Regions from separate parts of the Homo sapiens genome. Here region 2 is linked to region 1. A link is an interaction called in ENCODE POLR2A ChIA-PET data of the cell type or tissue named here. Cell type or tissue: GM12878. All regions are shown on one strand.

The links. Peaks named below come from ENCODE experiments on the same cell type or tissue, not always from the same donor. Only the 100,000 strongest peaks of a DNase experiment are listed, where the experiment ranks them.
Region 2: POLR2A ChIA-PET joins it to region 1 with 6 read pairs; 4 of 35 experiments call an interaction of 5 or more read pairs at or near these places.

What each region holds. Positions count from the first base shown.
Region 1 is chr5:91,359,469-91,363,468 of GRCh38, reverse strand. No RefSeq gene overlaps it. Among named protein-coding and RNA genes, the nearest start is that of ARRDC3-AS1, 19 kb to the left of the region's middle. In GM12878, no CTCF peak of the experiment used is centred here; a DNase peak (open chromatin) is centred at 1,938.
Region 2 is chr5:91,032,938-91,036,937 of GRCh38, reverse strand. All of the region lies in intron 85 of ADGRV1 (adhesion G protein-coupled receptor V1), which reads right to left. Among named protein-coding and RNA genes, the nearest start is that of LUCAT1, 280 kb to the left of the region's middle. In GM12878, no CTCF peak of the experiment used is centred here; no DNase peak of the experiment used is centred here.

The DNA.
Region 1 (4,000 bases):
TATAATCCAGACAGCTTGACAGGTCTGAATCCCAAAGCATAGTATTAAGATGGTTAGAATAAAAGGAAAATAGCAGGAAACTAAGATAACAGCACACGCATCATGCAAACTAATAGTATGCTGGTAGCCTATAAAAGCATATACAGAACCTACGGCAATAAAATCATACATGCTTTCTTCTCCAGTTTGTCAATTCCAAATACAAAAGCAGAGGAGAAAATGTTATGTTCCCTCTCTTTCACCATTCTTCCTCCCATTTGGAAAGCCAATTCTAGAAAATCTTTTGTGAGGAAAAGCCATAGGAATCCATGCTGTGTAAGGGAAGCCACAGACAAATGCCCCAGGCTGGTGAGCTTTCATGAGTCTTGAGCAAACTGATCAGCAGACTGATCAGGAAAATCCTGATAAATTCTCTCATTGACTTGCTCCCTAGGTTAGTTTCCTGTGGCTGCTATAACAAATAACCACAAAGCTTAGAAAAATAGAAATTTATTCTCCCACAGTTCTGGAGACTAGAGGTTGCAAAAACAAGGTATTGGCAGGACCATAATTCCTCTGAATCCTGTAGGGAAAAAATATTTGCTTGTTTCTCCTAGCTTCCGGTGATGGCTGATGTTATAGTTTGGATGTTCGTCCCCTGCAAATCTCATGCTGAAATGTGTTAGTGTTAGAAGCAGAACCTGACCGGAGGTGTTTGGGTCATGGAGGCAGATCCCTCAAGAATGGCTTGGTGCCTTTCCCAGCGTAATAAGTGAGTTTTCACTCTATTAGTCCATGGGAGATCTGGTTGATAAAAAGAGTCTGGCACCTCCCTCTCCCATCACTTTCTTGCTCCTTCTCTCACCATGCTTGCCATTTGCCTTCCACTATGATTGAAAGCTTCCTGAGGCCCTTATCAGAAACAGATGCTGGTTCCATGCCTTTTGTACAGCCTGCAGAACCATGAGCCAAATAAACCTCTTTTCTTTGTAAATTACCCAGCCTTGGGTATTCCTTTTTTATTTTTTTTTCTTTCTTTACTTTATTTCTTTTTTAAAAATACAGAGTCTGGCTCTGTCGCCCAGGCTGGAGTGCACTGGCACAATCATAGCTCACTCACTGCAGCACTGCAGACTCAATCTCCTGAGCTCAACTGATCCTCCTGCCTCAGCCTTCCAAGTAGCTGAAACTCCAGGTGTGTGCCACCATACCCAGCTATTTTTTTTTTTTTTTTTTTTTTTTAGGAACAGGGTCTCACTATGCTGTTCAGGCAGGCCTTGAACTCCTGCCCTCAAGCAATCCTCTCACCTCGGCCTCCCAGAGTGCTGTGATTACAGTCATGAGCTTCCATTCCCAGCCAACATTCCTTTACAGCAACACAAAGTGGATGGACTAACAGCTGGCAATCCTTGGCATCTCTTGGTTTGTAGATGCATCACTCCAAAATCTGCCTCCACTGTTTTAGGGCCATCTTCTCCCTGTGTATCTCCTTCTCTCCATGTGGCATTCTTCTCCCTGTGTCTCTTTCTTTTTTTAGAATATCAGTCATATTGGATTAAGGGCCTACCCTACTGTAGCATGACTTCGTATCAACTAATCACACCTACAATGACTCTGTTTCCAAATACGGCCACATTCTGAGGTATTAGGGGTTAGGGCTTCAATATTTCTTTTTGGAGGATATAATTCAACCCATAACATTCTCCTTCTCTCCCCAAAATAAAACATGATAACAGTGTAGTACCCATAGGGAAGAGCTTCCTGTTTAGAGTAAATATAGTTAGCTATTCCTAACTTTATAGAGCAGATTCAATCCTGAACTGTAAAATCAATAGAGATTAAAGGAAACTATTTTTTTTCTAGACGCTGGTACTGTGGTGGGTGAGTACTCAAAATGGGAGATAAATAACCTGAGTTCTGTGTCATTAATCATCAGAGAAATGAAAAACAAAACCACAATGAGATTGAATGTGGCTTTTGTTGTGGAAAGAAAAAAAAAACCACAGTGAGATATCATCTCACGTCAGGCAGAAAGGCTATTATTAGAAAGTCAAAAAATAACAGATGCTGGCGAGGTTGCAGAGCCAAGGAAACACTTATACACTGTTGGTGGGAATGTAAATTAGTTCAGCCACTATGGAAAGCAGATCGGAGATTTCTCAAAGAACTGAAAATAGAATTGCCATTCAACCCAACAATCCTATTGCTGCATATATACCCAAAGGGAAAGAAATCACTCTACCAAAAAGACACCTGCACTCACATGTTTATTACAGCACTATTCACAATAGCAAAGACATGGTACCAACTTAGGTGCCCATCAATGGCAAATTGGATAAAGAAAATCTGGTACATCTACACCATGGAATACTGTGCAGCCGTAAAAAAGAATTAAATTGTGTCCTTTGTAGCAACATGAACGCAGTTGGAGGCCTTTATACTAACTGAATTAACACAGAAAGAGAAAAGCGAACACTGCATGTTCTCACTTATAGGTGGGAGTTAAACACTGGGTACAAAGGACATAAAGATAGCAATAACAGACTCTGGGGACTCCAAAAGGTGAGTGCAGGAAGGGTTGAAAAACCACCTATTGGGTGCTATGTTTTCTTTTGGGTAATGAGATCAATAGAAGCCCAAACCTCAGTAACATGCAATGTACTCCTGTAACAAACCTGCACATATACCCCCTGGGTCTAAAATTTAAGAAAGAAAGAAATAAAGAAATGTAAATTCTGGTCCACATCCCCTAAGCGGCCCAATGAACTTGAACAAGTGATTTAAGTTCTCTGGGGGCCCCATTTCCTGTTTCCTAACCTACAAAACAAAAATCTTTTGAGACCCTTCCAGCAATATCTTTCTACTTAGACTGCCTGATATAATGGAGTTAAAATACGATAGCCTTGTATCCAGGCTTTAAGATTTCATATTATTGTAACATTTATAATTTCCCTAGATTTTAACCAATATTGCAGTTTAAAACTTGCACAATTTAACTCCAGTCACCTAATGGACAAGGCACTGGCTTAAAAATAATAATTAATTAATTAAATTTAATTTAAAAGTAAAAAATAATGAATAGAATAAAAAATTAAAATTAAAAAATTAAAAAATGTTAAGACAAAAAATAATAAAAAATTTTAATAAAATAAGTAATAAAAAAGTAAAAAAAGAAACAAAAATAAATTAAAAATTAAAACAAGAACTTACACAATTTCATTTTACTCTAGGAAATAATTTGTGCTACTATGTAGGCCACTACCAAATTTCAAAACAGCTGAAGCTCACCACATTCTTTCAAGGCTAGCCACAAAATTATCCAGTGACCACAGTGTTCTGGGAAGTATACTGAACTAAGAATTAATAATCCTTAGCCAGGTTTGGTGGTTCACGCCTGTAACCCCAGCACTCTGGGAGGCTGAGGTGGTAGGATCGCTTGAGCTCAGGAGTCCGAGACCTGCCTGGGAAACATAGCAAGACCCCAGCTCTATTTTTTTTTTAATAATTTGTTTAATAAATTTTTTTTTATTCTAACTCCCAGTCTTCTTATAGCCAACCAATCACAATGCAAGGCACCCATCAGTAAACTCCCTGGATGTTAGTTTCTTCATTCCTCTCAAGACAAGTGAAAGTTTTCCATGACTTCTGAAATTTCTTCTAGCCAAATATTCTATGTCTTTTCAATGGAAATGAAATTCAGGAGAGATCTTTCTTTTATAATGCCACATACTATGTAATTTGGGGTTGGTTTGGTTATCTCATTATAATTCCACTTAAGGTAACTAAAATATTCCTAATTCCAGCATGAAGATATGTATTTTTGCCTAGTGTTAAGTAATTTTAATGTATAAGCCAAGATATAAATTTAAAAATCTCCAGGAAATTATTAGTAAATAATTATGTATTTACTACTACATAATTATGTATTAGGAAATGTATTTGATTTTTCTTTTTTCTGTTTTTTTTTTTTTTTTTTGAGACAGCGTCTTACTCTGTCACCCAGACTGTAGTGCAGTGTCAG
Region 2 (4,000 bases), 330 kb after region 1:
TGGCAACAAAAAGGTCATCTAAGTTGTATAATCTTTAACATTTAAAAATATTTTATTTTTATTTTCTTGCATTTAATTTCCTGCCAGAAACTCTTAAGCCAGGGATTCTTAATCTGAGGTATAAGAATGTGCTTCACGGGCATTGTGAATCCCCTGGGTAATCACTACTTTAACATAGTTCCTTTTAAAAACAATTAATAATATATATAGTTTTTGAGACAGGGTCTCGCTCTGTCGTCCATGTTTGAGTGCAGTTGAACAATCATAGGTCACTTCAGACTCCAACTCCTGGGCTCAAGTGATCCTGCCTCAGCCTCTCTAGCAACTAGGACTACAGGCGCTCACCCGCAGGCCTGGCCGTTTTTTTTTTTTTTTTAAGACGGAGTCTCGCTTTGTCGCCCAGGCTAGAGTGCAGTGGCGCGATCTCAGCTCACTGCAAGCTCCGCCTCCCGGGTTCACGCCATTCTCCTGCCTCAGCCTCCCAAGTAGCTGGGACTACAGGTGCCCGCCACCACGCCCGGCTAATTTTTTTTTGTATTTTTAGTAGAGACAGGGTTTCACCGTGTTAGCCAGGATGGTCTCGATCTCCTGACCTAGTGATCCGCCCACCAGGCTCTTGCTTTGTTGCCCAGGTTGGTCTAGAACTTCTGGCTTCAAGCAATCCTCCTGCCTCAACCTTCCAAAGTGTTGGGATTACAGGTGTGAACCACCATACCCAGCTTTAACATAGCTCTTGAAATGAGTTAAGTTACTGTTACCAGATTTTCTAAGGAGCCAGAAAAAAATACCAAGAGCTGTTTAAGGATACATGCCTTACCTCCTTATGTGAAGTATATTGTGAATTCATTTAGTGTATATTAGAATACATTTAAACATAATGATTTCTTCATTAAGTATATTTTTAACATCACATATCTACAATACTTAATCTAAAACCCTCATCTGTCAAGCTTCCTTTATCTCATATTTTTGTTCTTGAGATTCTGTGTGTAAGTAAGGAAATCTTAGCTGACACATGTATATAGTGCCTACCAGGTGCTAGGCATTGTTGTAAGATATATATATATATATATATAATATATATATATATATACACACTCATTTATTACTTACAACATCCATATGAGATAGAGATTATTATTGTTATTATTATTATTCGATGTTATAGATGAGGAAACCAAAGAACAGAGGGGTTAAATAACTTGTCTAAGGTCACACCAGCTAGTAAGTGATAGAGGAAGATTTGAAACTAGGCAGGCAGATACATGATTTCATCTATATCATTCATATCCAAGCTACATTGGTTTCTCAATTCAAGATATTTTTAGATTCCTTTTGCTCTAACTAAATTAGCCTAGTAAATATTATAAATATAAACTAATAGTTTGCCATTCACAAGAATTACATTCTTGAAATTTTCATTATCTAATAAAACCTAAGTTAGTAATATCAAAGCATTTCAGAAAATTGGGGTTAAGCAAAGAGTTGAAAAATCATTCTAAAAAATATATTGGGGAAGAGGAAAATGTTATCTTAAAATCTTATAAACAGAATTCTTCTTGGGGAAATAATTTGTTCAGCAAAACTCCTTAATAGTCCATTGGGAAGTAAGTGAATGGGCCTCAAGACAAAGACAAGGTGACACCAAGGGAAGATGGATTTGCTTTTCAACAGAAAGTGAGGAAAATTTGGTTTCTTTCCAGAGGCAGCTCAAGAGGGAGGCAGTGAGAATTAAGGACATAAAAAAGGGTTGATGGCATACAACATATGGTGGCAGGCTGGATGGTGGAAGAAGTATAGGGCTGGAAGGAGAAACAGAGCCATTGCAAAAGTCCCTGTGTTACAGATGACAGAGGAAGCTTTAAAAATAAGGATGTTAGTCTGGATGCAGCGGCTCACATCTGAAATCCCAGTACTTTGGGAGGATTGCTTGAGGCCAGGAGTTGGAGAATAGCCTGGTCAAAAGAGTAAGACCCTGTCTCTACAAAAAAATAACAAAATTAGCATGCCTGTAGTCCTACCTACTGGGAAGGCTGAAGGGGGAGGACCGCTTGCACCTGGGAGTTTGAGGCTGCAGTGCGCTATGATCATGCTACTGCACTCCAGCCTTGGCAACATAACAGGGGGATAAAGAGGATGTCCACCAAAACACCCATTATGCTGTTTTGTCTGCTTGTCACTCTGACTTGTACTTTTAGAATTTGGCAGGATGCAAAAAAACAAAAGGAGTCTGTCCTTCATGTCTGTGTGGATAAGAGACAGAGAGAAGAAAACACCTGAAAGAAGCTAGAATCAAGAGTGGAGAGAGATAATACAGGGAAAGCAGAAATTCGAAGCACAAGTTTCCATGGAGATACTGGTGAGGACACTGTACGCCCTGACTTTCTTGTGATAAGGAATTAGGCCAAGCTCTCAAAACATTTATATGGAAGGATGACTTTAGGAGGATGTAGTACTTAAGAATAAAACTTCTAAAAACACATTCTTTTCTAAAATAAAACAGAATTATTAATGTTAATAATCTACCATGACATATTACCCTTCTTGAATCTCTCTTCAAATTTTAAGGAAACTTTGTTCAGTCTAACCAGTGAGGCAGATTTTTCCATGAGTTCTGTGTTATGTAGACTTTAACCTGCTTAAAGTTTGTAAACCAAACCTTATTAAAATTAAATGTAATGCATTTGTAGTTAGACTAACCATAGCTGGTTTTCACAAGCCTCAGCAAAATGCTTAGGTAACCTCCCCGCCTATACTAGATTTGGTCTTCCAGCTATATTTTGGAAGATTTGGAGGACAGAAAGCAATCACATTAAATACAAACTTTAAATTTTTTAAAATTTAGTATCTATAGAAAAAATCGGGTTATCACAAAACTGTAGTTGGTTAGGAATTTCTGCATGCTTCATTTCTCTTACATAAAGAAATCAAAATATTTGGTGACTTTAAATAAGAGAAAAAGAAATGTTAAATGAACAATGTCTCTGAATAATGCAGTATTCAGAATATAAAAAATCACTAAGATTTGAATATCTGTTAAATGTAAAAATGTGAAAGATGAACTTCAAGTCAATATGGTTGACAGTACTGATGTGTAAGAATCCCCCATCCCTGCTCAAAACAAATAAACTGCTTAAAAAATAAATAAGAATAATACAATTTGGAATTTATAGTGTAACTCAAAATTTGGAATCATAAATCCTCATGTGCCAAAAATAAAGCCACAACAAAATGTCACACTGGGTAATAGGACTGAAGTCCTGCGGCTCACAGAGAATCAGAACTGGGAAGGGCAAAGTTTAATGCCTGTGAGGAGGTGTCAGGGCCCTGTTTGCACATTGCCAGGACTGAATTACATGCAGAGACCTAGGAGCCATGAATGGCTGCCAAAATCATGAACAGGGAATCAGAAAAATCTTTGCTCACTGCCCTGGGAGACTGGCAAATAGTTAACAGTCAGAAACTTGAACTGCAAACCTTGTCCCATGTACATGTGACATCCAAATTCACACTATTCACAGAGATCAGGAACATGAAGCTGAGAAAGTAACATAAAACTGGTCTGGAATCTTTAAATCATGTAGGACCCCGTCAAAGGGCACAAGGAATTCCTATAGAAAACTCTAGCCATGCTTATAATAAAAAAATTATAAGCCACACAAGGAAATAAAGGTCCTTGTATCATTCAAGAACAAGTTAAAGACATTATTAACTTAAAATGTTTTTAAGTATATGTATTTTAAAAACCATACAAATTAGTAAACAAAAAGTGGAGTGTTTAATCACATCAATGGAAGGAAAGTAAAAAAGGAAGTTAACAAAAAGCTCAGTTCATAGAAAACACAAAGTAAGATAGTAGAAATAACTCAAAGTTTATTAGCAATCAAAATAACTGTAAATGTATAAAACCCACTAACTAACAGGGCTCTAGATTTGATATAAACAAATCCAGATCTGTGCTATATAAGATTTACCTAAAATAACGAATGACGCTTGAAGT